Regions from separate parts of the Homo sapiens genome. Here all the other regions are linked to region 3. The links are chromatin contacts, found by Hi-C or POLR2A ChIA-PET in ENCODE. All regions are on one chromosome and are shown on one strand. The core of a region is the stretch at or near the end of the contact, and the rest is flanking DNA. Distances in the headings are between cores, read along the strand shown. Region 1 overlaps LPP (LIM domain containing preferred translocation partner in lipoma). Region 2 overlaps LPP (LIM domain containing preferred translocation partner in lipoma). Region 3 has its middle 57 kb from the start of LINC01991.

Evidence for each region. A loop is a pair of places that touch in the nucleus more often than their neighbours do. ChIA-PET counts read pairs that join two places held with the same protein, here RNA polymerase II (POLR2A). Pooled maps may share reads with other maps.
Region 1: a pooled map shows a loop between it and region 3 (2.3-fold over the local background). The contact joins two enhancer-like sites. A Hi-C loop is called at or near these places in 1 of 168 maps with a recorded cell type or tissue (naive thymus-derived CD4-positive, alpha-beta T cell), 2 of 37 single-sample maps with no recorded cell type and 9 of 50 pooled maps.
Region 2: a pooled map shows a loop between it and region 3 (3-fold over the local background). The contact joins two enhancer-like sites. A Hi-C loop is called at or near these places in 8 of 50 pooled maps. POLR2A ChIA-PET finds 5 or more read pairs at or near these places in 2 of 52 experiments (PC-9 and activated CD4-positive, alpha-beta T cell).

What each region holds. Positions count from the first base shown.
Region 1 is chr3:188,414,658-188,418,726 of GRCh38, forward strand. All of the region lies in intron 4 of LPP (LIM domain containing preferred translocation partner in lipoma), which reads left to right. Among named protein-coding and RNA genes, the nearest start is that of LPP-AS1, 150 kb to the right of the region's middle. Within about 2 kb of position 2,739, at least 5 of the 41 ENCODE cell types and tissues checked have a DNase peak (open chromatin) inside an H3K27ac peak, as active enhancers do.
Region 2 is chr3:188,340,655-188,344,534 of GRCh38, forward strand. It overlaps LPP (LIM domain containing preferred translocation partner in lipoma), which reads left to right. Exons shown (of 12, transcript NM_001375462.1): 3 at 1,009-1,065. Among named protein-coding and RNA genes, the nearest start is that of FLJ42393, 160 kb to the left of the region's middle. Within about 2 kb of position 2,545, at least 3 of the 41 ENCODE cell types and tissues checked have a DNase peak (open chromatin) inside an H3K27ac peak, as active enhancers do.
Region 3 is chr3:187,917,807-187,921,988 of GRCh38, forward strand. No RefSeq gene overlaps it. Among named protein-coding and RNA genes, the nearest start is that of LINC01991, 57 kb to the right of the region's middle. RefSeq lists an enhancer at 1,452-1,631. Within about 2 kb of position 1,710, at least 7 of the 41 ENCODE cell types and tissues checked have a DNase peak (open chromatin) inside an H3K27ac peak, as active enhancers do.

The sequences.
Region 1 (4,069 bases), core at 1,489-3,988, 500 kb after region 3:
AGATGAGAATAGTTGAGAATGTATTCACTAATACATTTCAGCGAAGTACAGGTTCTTTGCCCAGGAGTGCTGTAAATAACCAATGAAAATTCTTGAATGCAGGCAACAATTTAATCTTCATTTCAGAGACTCAGAGAGGCAGGTGGCTTGTTCAGTATTGCAGATTAGTAAGTGGGGAAGCCAAGCCATGATCCTGGGGATTCCTTCTCTGGTTGCCATAGACACGTTTTGGGGGACTTGTTTAGAAGTTACAGTGATTGAACTAATATACCCGAACAAAGTGGATTGGATGTTTTAGAACAAGGAGAAGTCCCTGTATTGTTGACAGAAATCTCTTTTATTTTGTAACTTGTCAGCTTAATTAACTACTGAAATGAGTTCCTTAATAAGGTGATGGGTGCCTCCTAATTCTTGTATGGTTCAAAAACAATAATTAATGCTGATTTGTGTGGTGAGATACATATTAATCATCTTTATTTTTGAATTATACAAATATACAATACTATTGTCCCTCCGTATTTTACATCTGAAGAGAATTTAATTGCTTTTTTGATAATAAAAATAAACAGAGAGCCACAAAGAGATATCACCACACATGTATTAGAAAAGCTAAAATAAAAATTTGTACCAGATGCTGCTAAGGATGTGGAGAAATGATCTCTCACAATGCTGGTAGGCATGTGCAAAATTTTGTAGCCACGATGGAAAACTCTTTGGCGGTATTTTACAAAAGTAAACATGTACTAACCATATGACTCAGCAAATATACCCTTTGGCATTTAATCCAGAGAATCAAAATGTTATGTTCACGAAAAAACCTGTACATGGATGTTCATAGCAACTTTTTTTTTTTTATCATAATGACAAAACACTGGAAACAACCCAAATATCCTTTGATGGGCAGATGTTTCAGTGAAGTCTGGTACAGCCATACAATGGAATAATACCATTCAGCAGTAAAAAAGAATGAAGTATTGTTGGTATATGCAATAACCTGGACATGCTTAATGAAAAAACTGTCTCGAAAGGTTACATGTATTATATGATTTCATTTTAAGACAAAGCTCTAGAGATAAAGGACATATTCATGATTGCTAGGGGACAGAAATGGGTGGGTCGGGGGGGGGCAAGTACTGGTCATTCCTACAAAGAGGACGCAGCAAGAGTCTTTGTATGGGTGGAACAGATCTGTACCTCAATTGGAGTGATGATTACATGAATCTATACATGGGATAAAGTTACATAGAACTGTATGCACACACAAATCAATGCAGGTTATAAAATGGTAAAAACTGAGTAACTCCTAGTTAACAATAAGGTAACAATGTCAGTTTGCTGGGTTTTCGAATGTATTACAGCTTTATGAGCATTACCATTTAGGGAACCTGGGTAAAATGTACATGGAAACTCTGTACTATTTTTGCAACTTTCTATGAGTCCATATTTAAAAAAAAATTAATAATAGTAAAATAAAGGAATGCATATAGATATCTTAATGTATTCTTCTCTTACTCAAAGTGCTATCTTACATGCCATCTGAATTGCTTGCATGATACTTTGAAAGATCACTGCTATATGTATCCCTGCCAAAATGTATGGCTTAAACCTGTGGTTTTCAAAGCTGGCCAGTCATCAGAAAGACTTGGAGAACATTTTTCAAAAGAAAAAAATTAAAGCAAGTCCTAGGTCCCATCACAATTTTACAGAATCAAAATATCTGGCCATGGGGCCCAGGAATCTGCATTAAAACAAAGCAAAATAAAAAATAAAACAGAACTTCCCGGGAATTGTGATTGATGCTCAACCAACGTTTGGGAACCACTCATTTATTTCATTAACTTCAGGGACCAGTGCCTTAATCTCCTTTGAACCTTCTCCAAGTCCTGAGAGTGTACTCTTCCTCCCGTAGTTAATGATGGTAGCTTTTGAAGTCTTGAGAGTCTTTATCTTGTGAACATTGTACAGATTCAGAGACCTAGAGCATCTTTCATGTTGCTATTCTTTTCCCTCAGTGCTTTCATTATAGACACCAATCGTTTGCATATGTTGTCCTGGGTCATTTTATTTGGGATCCAAAACCAGAAAATTTCAAACAACAACAAAAAAATGGATTCTTCGAGAATGCCCTAGCCATGGACAAGCTTCTGCATTACAGAGCTCTTGCTATTGTGTTGCTTTGGGTAGCAATGCCTGAAATCTCAGCCAATTTTGGGTCACAGTAGGCCTATGTAAATTATCTAAAAATGGATTCATTATGGACATTATAAAAATAAATCTGACACCTGAGCCTTTGGGCAAATATACCATATAAAGAAATCATACCCTAGAATAACGATTAACCTAAAGAACTTAAAAAAAATCAGTATGATATTTTTATCATCCTTTCTTAAAATTACTGCATTCAGAGAGACCTGATGGCTGAGGACAGCACCTGGGGCAGAGGAGTATAGGTCATTGGGATGTGGCATCCTGAGTCTTCTAGCAGTTTGCTCTTCCAGCACTCTCCCTTATTATATGTTCTTTACATTGTTCTGTATGTCGCTGTCTTCAAACAGAATAGATAAGTCTACTAGTCAAGATAGACATATAACAGGCACCACATGTGCATAAAAATTGCATTATGTAAATTTAGTGCCGTAATATAATATGAAGGATGTCCTCTAGGAGGAACTGGGGAAAGCATCACAGACGAGGACACATCTGATCTGAGTGTTGGAGAATGAGTTAGTTGTTTACCAAGCAGAAAAGGGTGGTGGACAGCATGGCATGCCAAGTAAAGGGAACAGCATGTGCAAAAGCAGAGAATGGCCCCCATCCTGACCCTTGTAATTTTGGCAGCTCTTTGCTGATGTCCTCAGGCAATGCATCTGGGCTCCTGGGAATAGCTTTGCAATGTGAACAGAGTGACTTCACTATGGGTAGACCTAAATGTTCTAGCGTGCTCTGAAACTTACCTCTAGAAATAGCTCCAGGAAGTTAGGTAGCTTCAGAGAGGAAGGACCAAGAAATATGATCTTATACCACAGGCAAGAAGTACTTTCCTGGAGGTACTGGCCAGAAGTACTATTGCTATCTCTCTGCACTTGTCTGTTATATTTTAGAATGAAATGTGCCTGTGCATACAAATGCTAAGGCAAGAAAGAAAAAGCAAAAGGCAATTCTCTTTAAATCTCCTGAAATAATTTCAGGCAGCTTTTTTTACCTAGTCAAACACACACGCTTAAGAATGGAGTTGTAAGCTAACTTAATCATTTTTTGTTTTGTTTTGCTCTCTTACTTGTTCACACGTTGGGGTAATCCTGAGAAAACAGGAAGCAATGAAAGAAGGATTTTATTGTGAAATGTTCATTACAACTTGTAATTTTAAAATGTGTTTGTATGAGTGTGCACAAATGTGAATAAATTTTAGAGCACTTTCTCACATAATATCTAGTTTAATCACCAGAATATCCTGCAACGTTATTATAGTTCCTACATTATTATGGTTCCTAAAGACAAATGAAAAATCTGTGATTCAGAGACCCAAGGTTAGGCTAATAAATGTAGAAGTCACATTTGACCAAATTTTAGTATCTTCCCTTAAGTATTGGTAATGTACGATAAACACTATTTGGTAATAATGAATTATTACAATTACTAAAACAACTTATCTGGCAGAACAGTATCTTAACTATTTGAAAAATATTGTAGTGGATTTATTAGCTTCCATTTCATCTGAAGTCCACTTTGCTTTACTGCTTACTTTATCTTTCTAGCTACTCTGTAAAAAAGTTATTATCACCCTCAATCTGCCAAGTATAATGTATGTAAAGTGAAATAACTAGCATATTGCAAAGCTGGGAATTGAACCCTTGTCTCCTAAATCCAAGTCTGTAGCTGTTCCTCAGCAGTACACTGTATCTCATGTTAATGCCATTATTACTTGTATTAAATGAAATAATTTTTCCATCATTATTTTCCCGAATTATTACTATCCAGAGCGATTTGAAGGTTAAGGTCATCCAAATAATGTGTGAAAATTGCTTAAAATCAATCTCCTGTGCATGGATGTCTATGATGTATACAAATA
Region 2 (3,880 bases), core at 1,295-3,794, 420 kb after region 3:
TTCATCAGCAGGTCTTTCAACTAAAGCAGTATCTGTTTTGCTTTTTAGGGGTCAAGGAAACTTTTGATTTTAAAATCTTAAAAGTTTTTGGGCTGTCTCTTGTTAGATGAGGTCATGTGAGAGTGACATAGATTAATATTTCGGTGTTTTAAAACTAGGAAACATAAGTCAAAGAGATATTCTCTTGCCTAATGTGCTTATAATGTTATCTTTTGATCATATAAATGTGGATTTATGGGAAGAAATGTTATCACTGCTCTCTATAACCATATATATGGAATAATGGAGAGAAATCTTATTTAAAAAGTTTAACTAAGGGCAACTTTGGCTATGGAGTATATATCATAATCTTCACATACATATGAAGAAATTGACACTCATGGAGTTTAAATAACTTGCCTAAGGCCATTGATTAAAGGAAATCTGACTGGCTCGAAATCCTATGTACTTTTCCCATTTCCTCATTTCAATCAAATAGCTGGTTTTATTTTATTTTCTCTCTCCACCAAGCCTTGTGAATTAAGACAATGAGTTGCTGTTTGTCTTTGTCTTTCCCTAGCCTAATAACCTAGGAAAAACTGAAGTAGAAAGGAAGGATTACTGGACTAGCAGGCACAAACTTTGGCTCCAAATTCATGCCCTGCCAGATACTAAACTGTGTAATCTTGGGCAAATTACTTTCCTTTTGTGAACTTCAGTTTCTACTTCTGTAAAATGTGGACAATAATATTCATTTTATATGGTTTCTGTAAAGTTAATCATGAGGATGGTGTTAGTTCCTTTCTCATCCTTTCTGTCCCTCTTTGAGCTTCTGTTTCCTCACCTATGAAGCCAGTAGAATCATCTCTTCCTGCTTCTTCATCGGGTTCCTGTGGGGTGCAATGAATGTGAAAATGTTTTGTAAAACAAGAAACCATTATGTAGATATAAGAGGTTATGACTATTAATGAATAAATATGGGTTTGGTGTCTGGAAGTAATTTTTACTTATTTCATTTGTAAACACTAGCATTGCAGTTGGCTGAACCTTGTGTCAACCATCCATTCCAGGAGCCAGCTATCTGAGGTAAGAGAGGAGGCGTGTCTTCTTGTTTATGAAATACTAATAGGCATCTGAGCCAGTAATGTTGATTTTAGAAGAAATACAAAGAATAGAAGAAATACAAAGTACTTTATGAGGAAAAGAACTGAAAAATGGCCAAGACAGTGAGCTGACCTCTCTTTTTATTTTTGTTTTTTTGATTTATTTTTTTCCCTTTTAATTCATAGCCCTTAAGGTTTAATACCAAAACCAAAAATCTGGGCCACACAGACGATTCAGATTTAATGTGTATGTATTTAAGTGTCCATAAAATGCAATGGAGTAGAATGTGCTTAACCATTATTTTATTGTATCCTCAACTAGTATGTGGCAGGAGGGCTTTTTACCTGGTTTCCTAACCCTTGATTGAGCGCATTTTTGACTACACTATACTGCCAGTGTTACCTGGCTCTGAAGGGGCCAAATATTTATGGCTGGGTCAGTCACTCTCTCTTAGCTGCCAAACAAAATCATCTCAAAAAGCTAGAATCCAAAGCCACAACAGAAAAATCCTAAGAACACAGAAAATTGAGTTAGTCTTTTGAAACCTTGCATCCATTGTATCTGAATGCCACTCTCCTGGGGGACTGTTGGGAATGACACCAATCCTTGGCAGAAGAATACATTTGTCTTGAGTTTGCCAAGAAAATGGAGGCCAATGGAGAAAAAACATTTAAAGGAAGCATCATAGTTGTAAAATTTACCAGATGCGATTTTTCTCCTAAAGTCAACCTGCTGAATCTGTACCTTCTAATGAGCTCTACTGTGTTTTATGTAATGTAACTTAACCAAAAAGAGGTGAAGTAGTCAATATGTAGAATAGTAACTTTGTAGAAGATTTGATATCATTATTTAGAGTACTATACACATGTATTCTGCTGAATATTTTGTTAATTCCTTTGGTATGTTATATCTATGACCTCGAACTGCAACCATGACTTCAGTTGCACAGACCTTTGAGAAGAATAAAATTGGTTGGTATTGCCCCAAATTTGTAGGACTTAGAAAATTTAGAATTGAGAGGAAATTAAGGTGTCAGGTTTACATGATTTTCAAAGCTAATATCATATATATATAATAAGAACACGTGCAGACAAGGTAGGTTATGTATGGACTATGAAATTTCTGTAATTAAACCAGACATAACAGCCACTTAAGTTATTTAGATTTTCTTCTCATTCCTACAAAAAAAGAACATTGTTTTTATTTTTATTATTATTTATTTATTTTTCAAGTGGAATATAAGCTAGTTTACCCAGGAAGTTTTTTATTTATTTATTTACTTATTATTTTACTTTAAGTTCTTGGATACATGTGCAGAACATGCAGGATTTTTACGTAGGTATACATGTGCCATGGTGGTTGCTGCACCCTATCCACCCATCATCCAGGTTTTAAGCACCGCATGCATTAGGTATTTGTCCTTGCCTTGCCCTCCACCCATCAACGGGCCCCGATGTGTGATGTTCCCCTCCCTGTGTCCATGTGTTCTCGTTCAACTCCCACTTCTGAGTGAGAACATGCGGTGTTTGGAAGCCATCATTCTCAGCAAACTAACACAGAAAAAGAGAACATTGTTTTTAAAAAAGGTAGTAGCAAAAAATGTAAGAATGGCTCCTGTCCACCTTTTATTTCTTTTCTAGTCCACAAAATAACCCTGCAAAAACTTATTTCTAATGTTTTATTTTTACGGATAAATATATCAGAAAAGAATGTACTGTAGATACCTACTATCATAGTTTTTGACAGCTCTGTGAGGCAGAGATCTAACTTGTTCATTTAGAAACTGCAGTTATCACACTAACCTTCCCTCCGATGCCAATTGTTAAATATTAATAGAATAAGCTTTGAAAAGTAATTAACTGTATCCCCTGTCCCCACAGAAACCCATCTTGAAACTATCAAGAGGAGTTTTAAGCAAGCCCTGAAAGGTTACAAAAATTACTCTCAAGAAAGAGGAATTTTCTCTCTTTCTCTTTTCGTTATATTTTGGAGGTGGGGAATGGTAGAGAGGGAATGATAGAAACCTCTCAAGTAACCTTTGGGAGGTGGAGAAGTAAATAGTCTGGGAGCATGCTGTAGAAATTTAAAATAATCCTGTGGCAATAATTGGTATCAGTGGCAGTAATGAAGAAAGAATAACAGTTTCAATAAATAATTAGACTTGACAGTAAATGTGTCAACAGGTACCCACTTAATGAGTGTAATCATTGTTTTTCTCTGCTCTCAACGTTGATCCACTGACTGCGGTGTGTTCTCTGTCCCATTTCCAAACCAAATCTATTTAAAGCTGCACTCCACGGAATCTGCAACAGTATACCCTGTTTACTATTTAGAGCTGATACCTAATGTTCTTTAATAGGCAAGATCTGTACTTGAACGAGAACAGGCTTCTGGCCTCTTGTAGACGGTTGATTATCCCTGTTTTCCACAGGGTGATTCATTAGCAAGGATGAATAATACCCAATTAAATCTCATGGACTTGTCTATATTGCCAGAGTGAATTGTTTATTATAATTTGGTGGAAACAGTCCTAGTCTGCTTTAAATAAAATTAATCAGTTACCGTTTTTTGAAGTGGAGGTAGAGGCAGTAGTTATAAGTGAAATTACCTCTGTAATAACCTGAATAGAATCACATTGTTTTTGGGAGCAAAGCAGTATGTTGTATGTTATGTGCACCAGAAGCCATGAGAATCCTTTTCTAATCCCAGCTGTAATGTCACCTGGCTGTGTCACCTAGGCAAGTCACCTTCCCTCTATGAGGTCTGTTTCATCATCTAATGACAAAGTTGGACCAGT
Region 3 (4,182 bases), core at 460-2,959:
TCTTCCTTTACTAGAGGAAGAGGGCTGTGAAATGCAATGCATGTTCCTTTCTTGTCTAAGCTGCTGGGAAGCTCAAAATCACATCATATGCTTGATTAAAATTATTCTTATTCTGTGTTTTTTTCTTCGAGCTGTCCTTTCATGACAAGGTCTTAATCTTTCATCTGTGTTTTAATGATCCTGTAATTTCTGTGACTAACAGTATATGTTACTTCAAATCCTTTTTTAAAGTAAGTGGCATGCAAATAAATCAATAATGCGGACAACTATGTTTTATAAAAACTTTGCAGATAAGAAAATCGGAAAGATTAAACCTTATTCTATGATGAAGTCTGAAATTTCATTTCTAACACAAATTAATCATTAATATTTAAAAGCTTATACATAGTAATAGCTATGAACCTTTGCATATCCCTTACCATTTATAAGGCAAACGCTTTCACATATGTGATCTCATTTTGTAATTAGCATTCACACTTTACAGATGAGGAAAGTGAGGCTTAGTGAGATTAAGTTAGTAAACTCAGATCTTCTGACCCTAGGCCAAGTCTCGAGTTGTTCTCCCCACCCCGCCCCCAACATCACTTTGCCTCTCATTGTCTTCTCATTTAAATCAGCATTCTTCTCACTACCTCTAGACAAACGCTTTGTTTTTTTAATGTGTCCATCAGAATTAAGCAAAAAAGCCATTTCAAGTGTTTATTTCTCTTACTGGGAGGGTATGCAAAAAGTTTGGAAACCACTGATTTAAGGTCTAAAGGGTCAAGCTTGAAGCTTGGAGTGGTCACTTCTAGAAGATCTGAACTCCCTGTCATCCTGGGGTTCCCTGTGTCAGTTTAATGGGGCAGGGGGAGACATCCAGTCTCTAACATACTTTTCTTTTCTAAATAAATGTAATGCCTAAGTGACACACAGATACCTGTAATACCTGTTGACACCAAATCAACAGATTGCTGGGAGAGTCAAGGAGAAGAAAGTTTCGTTACTCCCTAGGGCTTGTTGGTGAGAAAACACATGTGAGTCTTTAAATTGAAAGTGTCAGAGACGTGTTGTTCCACCAAGGGAGGAGTGGGGGGCAGTTGGCCAGCTTACTTTAACACGACTCTGAAGATAAGTGCTTGGTAAGCACTGTATTTGTATTTTTGCTTTTTGCCACTTCAGGCAACCTACCTACTGCCAATTACAAGTTGAAAAGCTTTGGAGATAGTTTGTATAGAAGGTCCTCTGCCTACAGAAACTTCTGGGAGGCTGAGTACCCTAAAAGAGATGTGCATCCGATGAGGTTGTGTCTGATTCTCCTCCAGGTTTGGACAGACCCAATTCTAGTTTCCCATTAGGGCCCAGATCCTGCCCACAGTCTGGGGGCTAGAGAGGCTAATCTCAAAGGGCTAGAAATGAGTCAGTTTCCACGCTCAACATCAGGCGTGTGGCTTCCTGAAGCACAGACGAGGAAGCGTTGAATTTCAAAGAGCAAATTTTTTTTTTCTTTGCATACCATATCCGGAACTGAAACCACCAATTCATTTCACTTAAGATTTTGCACTATACTCAGATCATCAATAACATCCCAGAGATAAGATACCAAGATTTTCTCAATGCAGACATTCTGTCTTCCTCTCTTTCTGTCTTTTGGTGATGACTGTTATTGAATTCTTCTTCTTTTTCTTCTTCTTTTTGAGTCCTAACAACACAAAATTCGGAAGCCTTTGTTTTTTTCATAGGTGTCTGTGAGTACTAGAAGTCAAATGTCCAAAAATCTGCTGAGACTTTCACCTTGCTCATAACTTTCTGCTTTCCCTTGCTAGTCAGGTGTGTGTAAGATCACAGATCCAGCATTCCACTCAAGGGGGTAACTAGATTTGCTGAGGGCTCGCTGAGGTAACCAGTCACCTCACTAAACAGTGAAAGTGGTTGAAAGATGGAGTCTGTGGCAGATTCATGCAAACTACCCTCACAATGAGAAAAGCAATGGAAAATACTCACATCCTCCTGATGCTGCTGTAACATCAATATGTTAGGAGGAAGGAAGATTCCTACATATCACAGTGCAATTTATAAACCACTTTCACATTCGTTCTGTCTTGATTCTTACCGGAACTTTTGAGATCAGCCACACAAGCATTATTCTTCCCATTTTAGAGATGGGGGCACACAACACTAACAAAAGTAGAAAGATGGACCTAAGCAGTGACAGTGACAGAGCCAGAGGCCTCCGATTAGACCCCAGCTTTATTGATTCTAAGTCCAGTATTCTTGTAACTGCTGTCTAACCTTATGTATAATATAATATTACATCATAATCCATGACCTAATGTTACACAGTCATTTGTTGACATTTTAAAATTTCAAGTTCTTGCAGGTCAGAGTTAATGGTTGTTGGTCATTACTTTGGTATAACCCTTGCAGGCCTCTGCTTAGTTTATTCAAAAAGTGGGGGAATGGCATTAAATTCTGTGTTGCTTTCAGTTCTAACATTTTGTGAGTCTATGTGTCATCCTTGGAATTGCCCAAAAGTGTTACCACAGTGTTCACCACGGAGCATCAGTTCCCAGGATGACAGTAGTTTTAGGTAAAAATTGACACCACCATCAAATAAGTTTTTAAAAAGAAGGATTGGCCAGGTGCGGTGGGTCATGCCTGTAATCCCAGCACTTTGGGAGGCAGAGGCAGGTGGATCACGAGGTCAAGAAATCGAGAGCATCCTGGCCAACATGGTGAAACCCCCGTCTCTACTAAAAATACAAAAAAATTAGCTGGGTGTGGTGGGGCACACCTATAGTCCCAGCTACTCGGGAGGCTGAGGCATGAGAATTGCTTGAACCTGGGAAGCGGAGGTTGCAGTTAGCCAAGATCATGCCACTGCACTCCAGCCTGGTGACAGAGCGAGACTCCGTCTCAAAAAAAAAAAAAAAAAAAAAAGCAGGATTATTCCAAATGAAACAGGTTGCTTTGCTACAGCCCTTCTCAGAGCCTTTGAATGTAAATCTACAGGGAGGAAATATGGATACACAACATTCCTCTTTACTTGGCCCTAGAACACGGATCTTATGAGATTAGTACTCCATGGAGTTCATTTTAATAAACAGTGGACATTCTCTAATGATCCCATTGGTCTCTCAAAGCAGCAGCACACATTTCAAGAGAAATTTTGCACCATTCCAGCACCACAAACCCCACGCCACACCGTGCCAATGCCGCACACACCAAGTCATGCGGTGTAGTCCTCCAACCCAGGGCCACCTGAAGTTGAGCAATTCCAGCTGCACAATCTGGATCACATCACTTCAGCCACAGAAGCTTTTGTGTTTAAAAAAAATCCCCACAATCTGTCTGAAAGCAAGGACTTCCACATGTTGCCTGAATACAGGACTAGAGACAGCGCCTTTCATTGCCTTGGAAGTTTATTGCCCTTTCATTTCCCTGAGTGCAGAATCCCATCATTCTCCCGATTATGAGAGGAGAGAAGAGAGGCTGCCCAAGGTTTTTGCATCCTGCCTCTTGTCATTCTGTCTCCCCTGGCTTTTCTAGTATCTTTCCTCTTTAGAGAAAGGAATTCTAGACTCTCAGACTCTTAGGAGTGTGGAAAACCAAAGGGGAGATTTCTCCAATCTGCAGCCACTCTTAACTTGACTCTTCCCCTTTGGCCTCCCTTCCAGAGCCTCTGTTGAACAGCTTCTGTGGGGCGGTGCTCACTCCATCCAGAGGCAGCCTGGCTCCATGTTTTCACACTTCAGATTATTCAAAAGTTCTGAACCACACTCTGTCTTGTGGGAACTTCCTACTATGGGCTCCAAACAAGTTTGATCCTGCTGATCCTGCTTCCACACGTGTAAAATGTGTCTTCCCCAATCTCACAGGCGACTCTACTTGTCTCAAATTCATATCTTAAAGGTCCCATAAGCAGTATGTACTTCCATTTTTGAGCCCAAAATATCTTCTGGCTGAATTAACTTTCAGTCATCTCTTCCAATCTCCATGGTTCTAGGGGGCAAGTCTTTGTGGTGACAAAGATATTATTAACCTCTTTAACTGGGAACCCTCTCCTCAGAGTTTAGACTTCCTACCCTGGGGTTAGATCAACAAATGCCGTAGAGAAAGTTAGTGTTTCTACTTTTGACCTCAGCTACAACTTGTGCTTAGCTGAAGATTGCTAACTATTTAATAGACTAAGACAAATTATCT